Linked DNA regions of Homo sapiens: region 1 is linked to region 2. A link is a contact called in ENCODE POLR2A ChIA-PET data. All regions are on one chromosome and are shown on one strand. Each heading gives the region's core, a stretch centred on a gene start or an enhancer-like site at or near the end of the contact. The rest is flanking DNA. Distances are from core to core; before and after follow the strand shown. Region 1 has its middle 18 kb from the start of OGT. Region 2 holds the start of ITGB1BP2 (integrin subunit beta 1 binding protein 2).

What was found. ChIA-PET counts read pairs that join two places held with the same protein, here RNA polymerase II (POLR2A).
Region 1: POLR2A ChIA-PET joins it to region 2 with 10 read pairs in activated T-cell. The contact joins the enhancer-like site here to the promoter of ITGB1BP2 in region 2. POLR2A ChIA-PET finds 5 or more read pairs at or near these places in 2 of 52 experiments (activated CD8-positive, alpha-beta memory T cell and activated T-cell).

The regions. Positions count from the first base shown.
Region 1 is chrX:71,513,543-71,517,196 of GRCh38, reverse strand. It overlaps a transcript of TAF1 not described here. Among named protein-coding and RNA genes, the nearest start is that of OGT, 18 kb to the left of the region's middle. Within about 2 kb of position 2,301, at least 5 of the 41 ENCODE cell types and tissues checked have a DNase peak (open chromatin) inside an H3K27ac peak, as active enhancers do.
Region 2 is chrX:71,300,500-71,304,038 of GRCh38, reverse strand. It overlaps ITGB1BP2 (integrin subunit beta 1 binding protein 2), which reads right to left and starts at 2,289. Exons shown (of 11, transcript NM_012278.4): 1 at 2,169-2,289; 2 at 1,853-1,902; 3 at 1,706-1,762; 4 at 1,483-1,628; 5 at 683-777; 6 at 523-578; 7 at 342-412; 8 at 128-227. The coding sequence starts at 2,232. NONO (non-POU domain containing octamer binding) reads right to left here. Exons shown (of 12, transcript NM_007363.5): 12 at 2,871-3,539. RefSeq lists an enhancer at 1-491.

The sequences.
Region 1 (3,654 bases), core at 1,052-3,551, 210 kb before region 2:
ACTACCCTTCCCAGCCTCTGGTAACCACCTTCTACTCCCCACATTCTGGTGATGTGGCCTCCTCCCTCTTCGAAGTCAGCAATGGAGAATCTCCCTTGTGTCAAATTCCTGTCACGCTTTGAATCTCACAAGAAATAGCCCAGTTCCCTCCCGCCCTTTTAAAATTGTGGTTAAAAAACACCCAACAGCCTGTAAATCCCAGCACTTTGGGAGGCCGAGGCGGGCAGATTGCTTGAGCCCAGTAGTTTGAGACCAGCCTGGTCAACATAGTGAAACCACGTCTCTGCTAAAAATAAAAATTAAAAAAAAAGAAATTAAGAAAAAATGAGCTGGGAGTGGTGGCAGGAGCCTGTAGTCTCAGCTACTGGGGAGGCTGAGGCAAGAGAATCACTTGAGCCCAGGAGGTGGAGGTTGCAGTGAGCCAAGATCGCGCCACTGCACTCCAGCCTGGGCGACAGAGAGAGACTGCATCTCAAAACAACAACAACAACAACAGCAACAAAAAATCCCACAACATAAAATTTACCACCGTAACTTTTTTTTTTTTTTTTTTTTAAGACGGGGTCTCACTCTGTCCCCCAGGCTAGAATGCAGTGGCGTGATGACAGCTCACTGTAGCCTTGAACTCTTGGGCTCAAGTGATCCTCCTACCTCAATCTCCCAAAGTATTGGCATTACAGGCGTGAGCCGCTGCACGTGGCCCATCTTAACCCTTTTTAAGTGTGCAGTTCAGTAGTGTTAAGTAGATTCACATTGTTGTGCAATGGATCTCCAGAACTTTTTCATCTTACAAAACTGAATCTCTATCCATTCAAAAACAGCTCAGGCTGGGCACGGTGGCTAATGCCTCTAATCCCAGGACTTTCGGAGGCCGAGGCTGGCAGATTGCTTGAGCCCAGGAGTTTGAGACCAGTCTGGGCAACATGAAGAAATCCCAACTCTACAAAAAAAAAAAAAAAAGCAAAAAATCAGCTGAGCATTGTGGCCCGAACCTATAGTTCCAGCTACTCGGGAGGCTAAGGTGGGAGGATCACCTGAGCCTCAGAATTCGAGGCTGCAGTGAGCTGAGATTGCACCGTTGCACTTCCGCCTGGATGACGGAGTGAGACTCTGTCTCAAAAATAATAATAATAATTAATAAAAATAAATTTTAAAAAAACTCCCTCCCTCCCCCAACCCCTGTTGACAACCCTTCTACTTTCCGTTTCTATGGATTTCACTACTTTAGATACATCCTATAGGTGGAATTATACAGTATTTGTCTTTTTGTGACTGAAGAGCCCAGTCCTTTTTAAGAGTTCACTTGATTAGGTCAGGCTTACCCAAGATAATCTTTATTTCTTAAAATCAGCTGACTTAATTACATCTGCACAATCCCTTCACAGCAGTTTCTAGATTCATGTTTGACTAAGTAACAGGGAGAAAGTATGTATACACCGGGATGAGGGAATATTGGGGATCATCTTAGAATTTTGCCTACTACAAACAGCAATGAGTAACCCTGAAAAAGTGGGGAGAGTGCTAAGTGGGGGATGGGGGAGAGGGTCTGTCGGTTTCATATACTGAGTGTAACTTTCATATATAGTATTAGCCCTTTCAATTTGTCACATACGAACCTCTAGGCAACAGAGCACTGAAAAAGAAATAACCTGATTCCATAATGTTCAAGGTATGAAATTCTTGCCTCAGATTAACTGAAGGATTTGGTAGAGAGAAACAAAAGCAAGTAAAGAAAAGTAAATTAGCTGAGACCAAAAAGCTTTGGATAATTTCATCCCCTGCCCTATGGAGTGGGCATAGCAGAGATATTAGTGATAAGGACCCCATCCTCAAAGGTCTGAAGGCTGCCTCTGGGGTGAAGAGCTGGGACATTAAAGAGCATAAACTGAACGGAAAAACCTACCAGGCCTCACATTGCATGCTGAAAATAGGTGAAAGGGTGTAGAGCTGCAAGAACACATGTGGGATATCAAAATAGCTCTGGAATTCATCCTCCAACTCCACTGCCAGTGCCACGCCCCTCATCCTGGCTTGGGCAATTGCAACAGCCCTGTAACTGGTCTCTGGGGCTCTATTCCTACCTGAATCTAATTTTCCACACTTGACCTTAGAAAATCTAAAATACAAACCAGAATTAAGTCAATACTCAGCTTAAAACCCCTCAGTGGCTCTGCATCATTTGGTTTAGTGCACAAGGCCCTCCATATGTCAGCTCTGCCTACTAATCCAGTCTCATCTGCTGCCACATTCCTGTACTCACACTTAGCGTCACTGATACTGGTTTTAGTTCCCTAAAAAGATCAGGCTGTTTCACACTTCCAACCATGCCTTTTCCCAGTCTCCTCCCTCTAGCTAGAATGGCCATCCCCTCCATCCCAGTCTGCCTAGCAAATTCTTACATATCCTTCACTCTCCTCTTTTTAAGTAAAGATACTGGCATGTGGCCCATCATCTCCCTCCCGACTCTTAATTCCTGACTCTTTTACGAGGGGATCTCATTGTCTATGAAGATGACACAATCAGCAACTTCTCATTTCCTTGACTCTCTCAATTACCTTCTCTGTTGCACTTCAGCCACACACAAAGCACCAGATCTTGAAGTTTATTGTGGTCTGGAACTGCTCACCTCTAACATCTATAACCCCAGTGTTTCATATGAACCACAGCGCCCTCTCCTTTCTGCTCCCTCAGGCCCCCGCCTACATGTGAGGGTTTTTTTTTTTTTTTTTTTTTGGTTTAGTTTTTTAACCTCTTATGGACTCCTCTAGTCCTTTAAGCCCTCTTTTTTCTCCCAGTCTGTCAGTCCCTCCTGGCCTCTTTTCCTTCCCCTCTCAATGGTTTTTGTTTTGTTTGTTTGTTTGTTTGTTTGCTTTTCTGAGACAGGGATCTCACTCTACCACCCAGGCTAGAGTGCAAAGGCACAATCCTAGCTCACTGCAGCCTTGAACTCCTGGGCTCAAGCAATCCTCCCACTTCAGCTTCCCGGGTAGCTAGAACTACAGGTATGTCCGGAATTCGTTCCTTCTGGTGGGTTCTTGGTCTCGCTGACTTCAAGAATGAAGCCGTGGACCTTCACGGTGAGTGTTACAGCTCTTAAAGGTGGTGCGGACCTAAAGAGTGAGCAGCAGCAAGATGTATTGTGAAGAGCAAAAGATCAAAGCTTCTACAGTATGGAAGGGGACCTGAGCGGGTTGCTGCTGCTGGCTGGGTGTGGCCAGCTTTTATTCCCTTATTTGTCCCCACCCACATCCTGCTGATTGGTCCATTTTACAGAGTGCTGGTTGGTGCATTTACAATCCTTTAGCTAGACACAGAGCGCTGATTGGTGCATTTTTACAGAGTGCTGATTGGTGCATTTACAATCCTTTAGCTAGATAGAAGAGTTCTCCAAGTCCCCACTCAACCCAGGAAGTCCAGCTGGCTTCACCTCTCACAGGCATGCACCACCTCACCTGGCTAATTTAAAAAAAAGAAGTTTTTATAGATGGGGTCTCACTATGTTGCCCAGGCTGGTCTCGAACTCCTGGCTTCAAGTCATCCTCCTGCTTTGGCCTCCCAAAGTGCTGGAATTATAGGCATGAGCCACCATGCCTGGCCTCAACCTTTCTTAACCCCATGCTTGACTCTCTGAACTACTCTGTCACCAGCACCCTC
Region 2 (3,539 bases), core at 1,040-3,539:
AGCAGAATCTTATTTGGTCTATACTAAAGGGAGAAGACAGGGAGCTTGGCTATGTGGTACAGAGAGGGAGGAGAATTTACCTCTGAGATTGGGTTCTAATCAAGAGTTCAGGAAAGCTGGGGCTTACCTGCTTCCCCCAGTCATGTCTACCGACTCTGCACCCTGGTTGTGCCAAGAATGCCCCAAAATCCAGGGTCTGGATGCCACAACAGCTCCAAGACTTCATCCTGAAGTAGGAAGATAATTCAACTGAATTCTCTCACCCCCAATATTATCTTATGACCAAATATTAGGAGAAACCTGTCTCATAGCCTCATAGCCCACCCAGTCCCCTCCCTCACCCCTCATGGAATCGGGGTGCTCCTGGGTGGTAGGTACATGGAGTAGCATCACTCTCAGGGCCTTGGTAAACCTAAGAAGGATAAAGTAGAACCAGGTCATTCTAAGGTATATCCTACTCAGCCTATCTATACCCAGTCATCCCTCAGCCATATGCTTGAGCCCCTCAAAACTCTCACTCACAGCATCACATCCTGGGTTCTGGCAGCTGGAACCAGTCCGGATCAGACTGTCAAGTCCTGGGCAAGGGAAACAGAGTCAGGAACTTATCCATCCCCCCACTCAATTGCCACTTCCACTAAATTCCAGTCTATGAAGTTGATCCTACTAAAGACCCACCTACCTGCCCCAGGTTCCTGGTCTAATTCCTTCTGTTCCAATGCCATTTCCAGGGCTTGGGATATATTTAGCGGCAGCAGCTTCAGAGGCAACTCTGACCTAGGGGTTAAGGGTGGTGATTTAGTTCTGACCCATTAGCTATGATTGCTAGCTCCAACACTCCCACCGATGGTAATGGAATTAAAGAAGCCTGGTGAAAGTGAGGCAGAGTTGGAGAGGTTGGGTAGCAACCCCATTGCCAATTTTCATCTCTGTGGACATCCCAAATACCTGAACCCTAGAGAAATCCCCAGCACTTCTCTTACCCATCTACTCAGTTGCTCTAAACCTAACCACTTTTCTCTGCAGAACTGAGTCATATCCTCTTCCTCTTTATCTAATCGTGGACCTAATATGACTTCCTTCTGTTGCTCTTATTATTCCCACAAAATTTGGGAAGTCTCCTGGCTGCCAATAATACAATACATCCTTTTCTTGATATGAGATTTATCTTAAAGTTCTTTTCTAGAAAGAGAAGTCATTCTCAACAATCCCTTTTGTGTTATACACTAAGGATGTATTTGTGAGGGGCTATCTACTCTGTTGATTCAGGTATCTATCCCATCATCCCACACCACCTTAGAGGAAAGGGCGTTATTTCCAGACACAAATTTCCCCTAAGGCACAGGATATACACCATCCAAACCCTGACATCTGGCCCTCCTCACATCCCTGGTCCCTAGTTCCCAGTCCTCAATGACCCATTAATCACTCCTAGGAAGCTACATGAAAATAAGAAAAGTCCAGGGGCCTCCTCCTCTTTACTTGGGCCTCTCCCGGCGCAAGGTCTCTGCTGACTTTGGAATCACATTCAGAGGTTTTTGCTCCTGAAGTGAACTGCTTGTAGCAGGGCCTTCAGGTTGAGGGGCCTCAGGAAGCTTCTCAGCACAGTGTGGTCCCATAGTACAGCCCTAGTATAGATAAGGAGATAGGATTAGGGATAGAATCCTTCTATTGGGGGCAGAATCCAAGTACATAAATAATTTACCTTGATGTTTAAGAACTCAGAGAAATCTACAGTTCGCTTTCGGCAGCAGGACCAACCCTGATAACAAGAGACCCAGATCAGCTTAGCTTCCTGGGTATTATCTCTTCTGGGAAATGCTCTTGCTAACCCCCCTCACCTACTCCTCACCTTAAGTGCATCATGGAAGATTGGGACCCCAGGGTGATGGCAACAGGAATCTGTGGACATCAGTAGAAGTTATCAAGGAAGGGAAGATAACTATACCAAGTATCATTTTTCACCTCTTCCCCGGGTTTCTATTTATGGTTTCTTCCCATATAATGTGAAGAAAAAAAAAAAAGCCAGCAAAGGCTGTAAGATCACTCAGACCAATTAAACTAGGGCAGGTAGTTTCTTTCCCCGCTCCTCAAACACACTGCCCCCCAGCTGACCAGTCCCCAACACCCACACAGAGCCCCTGGCCAGGTCAGGATTCTTTACTCACCAGGAAGGTTGGTATTAGGGTCAAAGTGCTGCCCACAGCCTTTGTTACGACAGAGTAGAGACATGGAAGCGTTGGTTGAATGATTACTGAAAGGGTATTTCAAGGAGTCTGGCTGCCGAATGGGGAACACCTCTTAGTCTGGAGGCTTTTAGCTGCCTGGAAGGGCCAGCTGTTTCTATCTTTAGTTCAGGAGGCGTACACCTCCTAACATGGGCAAGGGAACTTCAATTCGTCTTTCCAGCCAATAGGAAAGAGCTCGGGGGCATTTTAGCTCTGAGGCTCAGGAAAAAAGGATCAGGCAGAGTAGGGCTTTGAACTTGGGTGAGGTCAGCTCACCACTACTGAGACAGTTTTAGATTCACCACAGCAATTCCAAGCCTTGGACACAGCAGCAGCTGCTAAGAAACAAATACCAATTTTGAGACCCCCCCCGCGCCCCCAGCTCGATGAGGATTAAGCCCATTTTCTTCCTCTTTCAGAGGGGCAGCTTTCCTCCATCATTACTTCCATGTAGTATCAATAGCGCTAATCCTTGCCAACCCCTCCAGCCATTTGATGCACCTCATCCCCACCTCCTCCCCATGTTTGTCTAGATCAATACTGTAATCCAAAGGTCATAAAGGATTACCTTTATAGAGTCTACTGCTCATCTCCTAAGATAACTCCCCTCCCTCCTTTCCCCTTCAAAAACACCACAGAAAATTAAAAGGCTTAAAATGTATTTTAATAGGTTGATGCTGCATTACTGCTCCATTTTTCAGAAAAACTCCAAATATATGAGACAAATCAAACACAGTACACCAATGAAAAAAAAAATGCACAGCATGACTACCTAAGATAGGCGAGTCTAAGAGCTACTGTCAGACCTTCAGTATACAGTAACCCTGTTCCCAAGATTGTACTAGGCCTATCAAGAAAAGCTGTGAACAGCAACATCATAGACACAAAAGGGTCATTCCTGGGTGTCCTCACCCAAGAAAAAGATGGAGGCAAGTTAACACAAGATTTTTTTTTAAAGATACACTAAAATGAAAATCTCTAAGAGAAAATGTCTTCTTTAGGACATGAAGGGGTAATATATGGGGTATAACAGAACCGTATGTACGCTGCCTGTGACCTTTGTGGACGTTTGCCTGAATTCTCACCTGGGAGTGAATGGAGCAATGGGGCTAAGGTCATTGGGGGATGTTTGGTTTTTGTGGTGTATGTGGCAGTTTCTCTGGGGCTGGGGGAGTGTAAGGATAAGAAGCAAGTGAGGTTGGGCACGGTGGCTCACCCCTGTAATCCCAGCATTTTGGGAGGCCGAGGTGGGTAGATCACGAGGTCAGGAGTTCAAGATCAACCTGGACAAGCTTGAACCCGGGAGGCAGA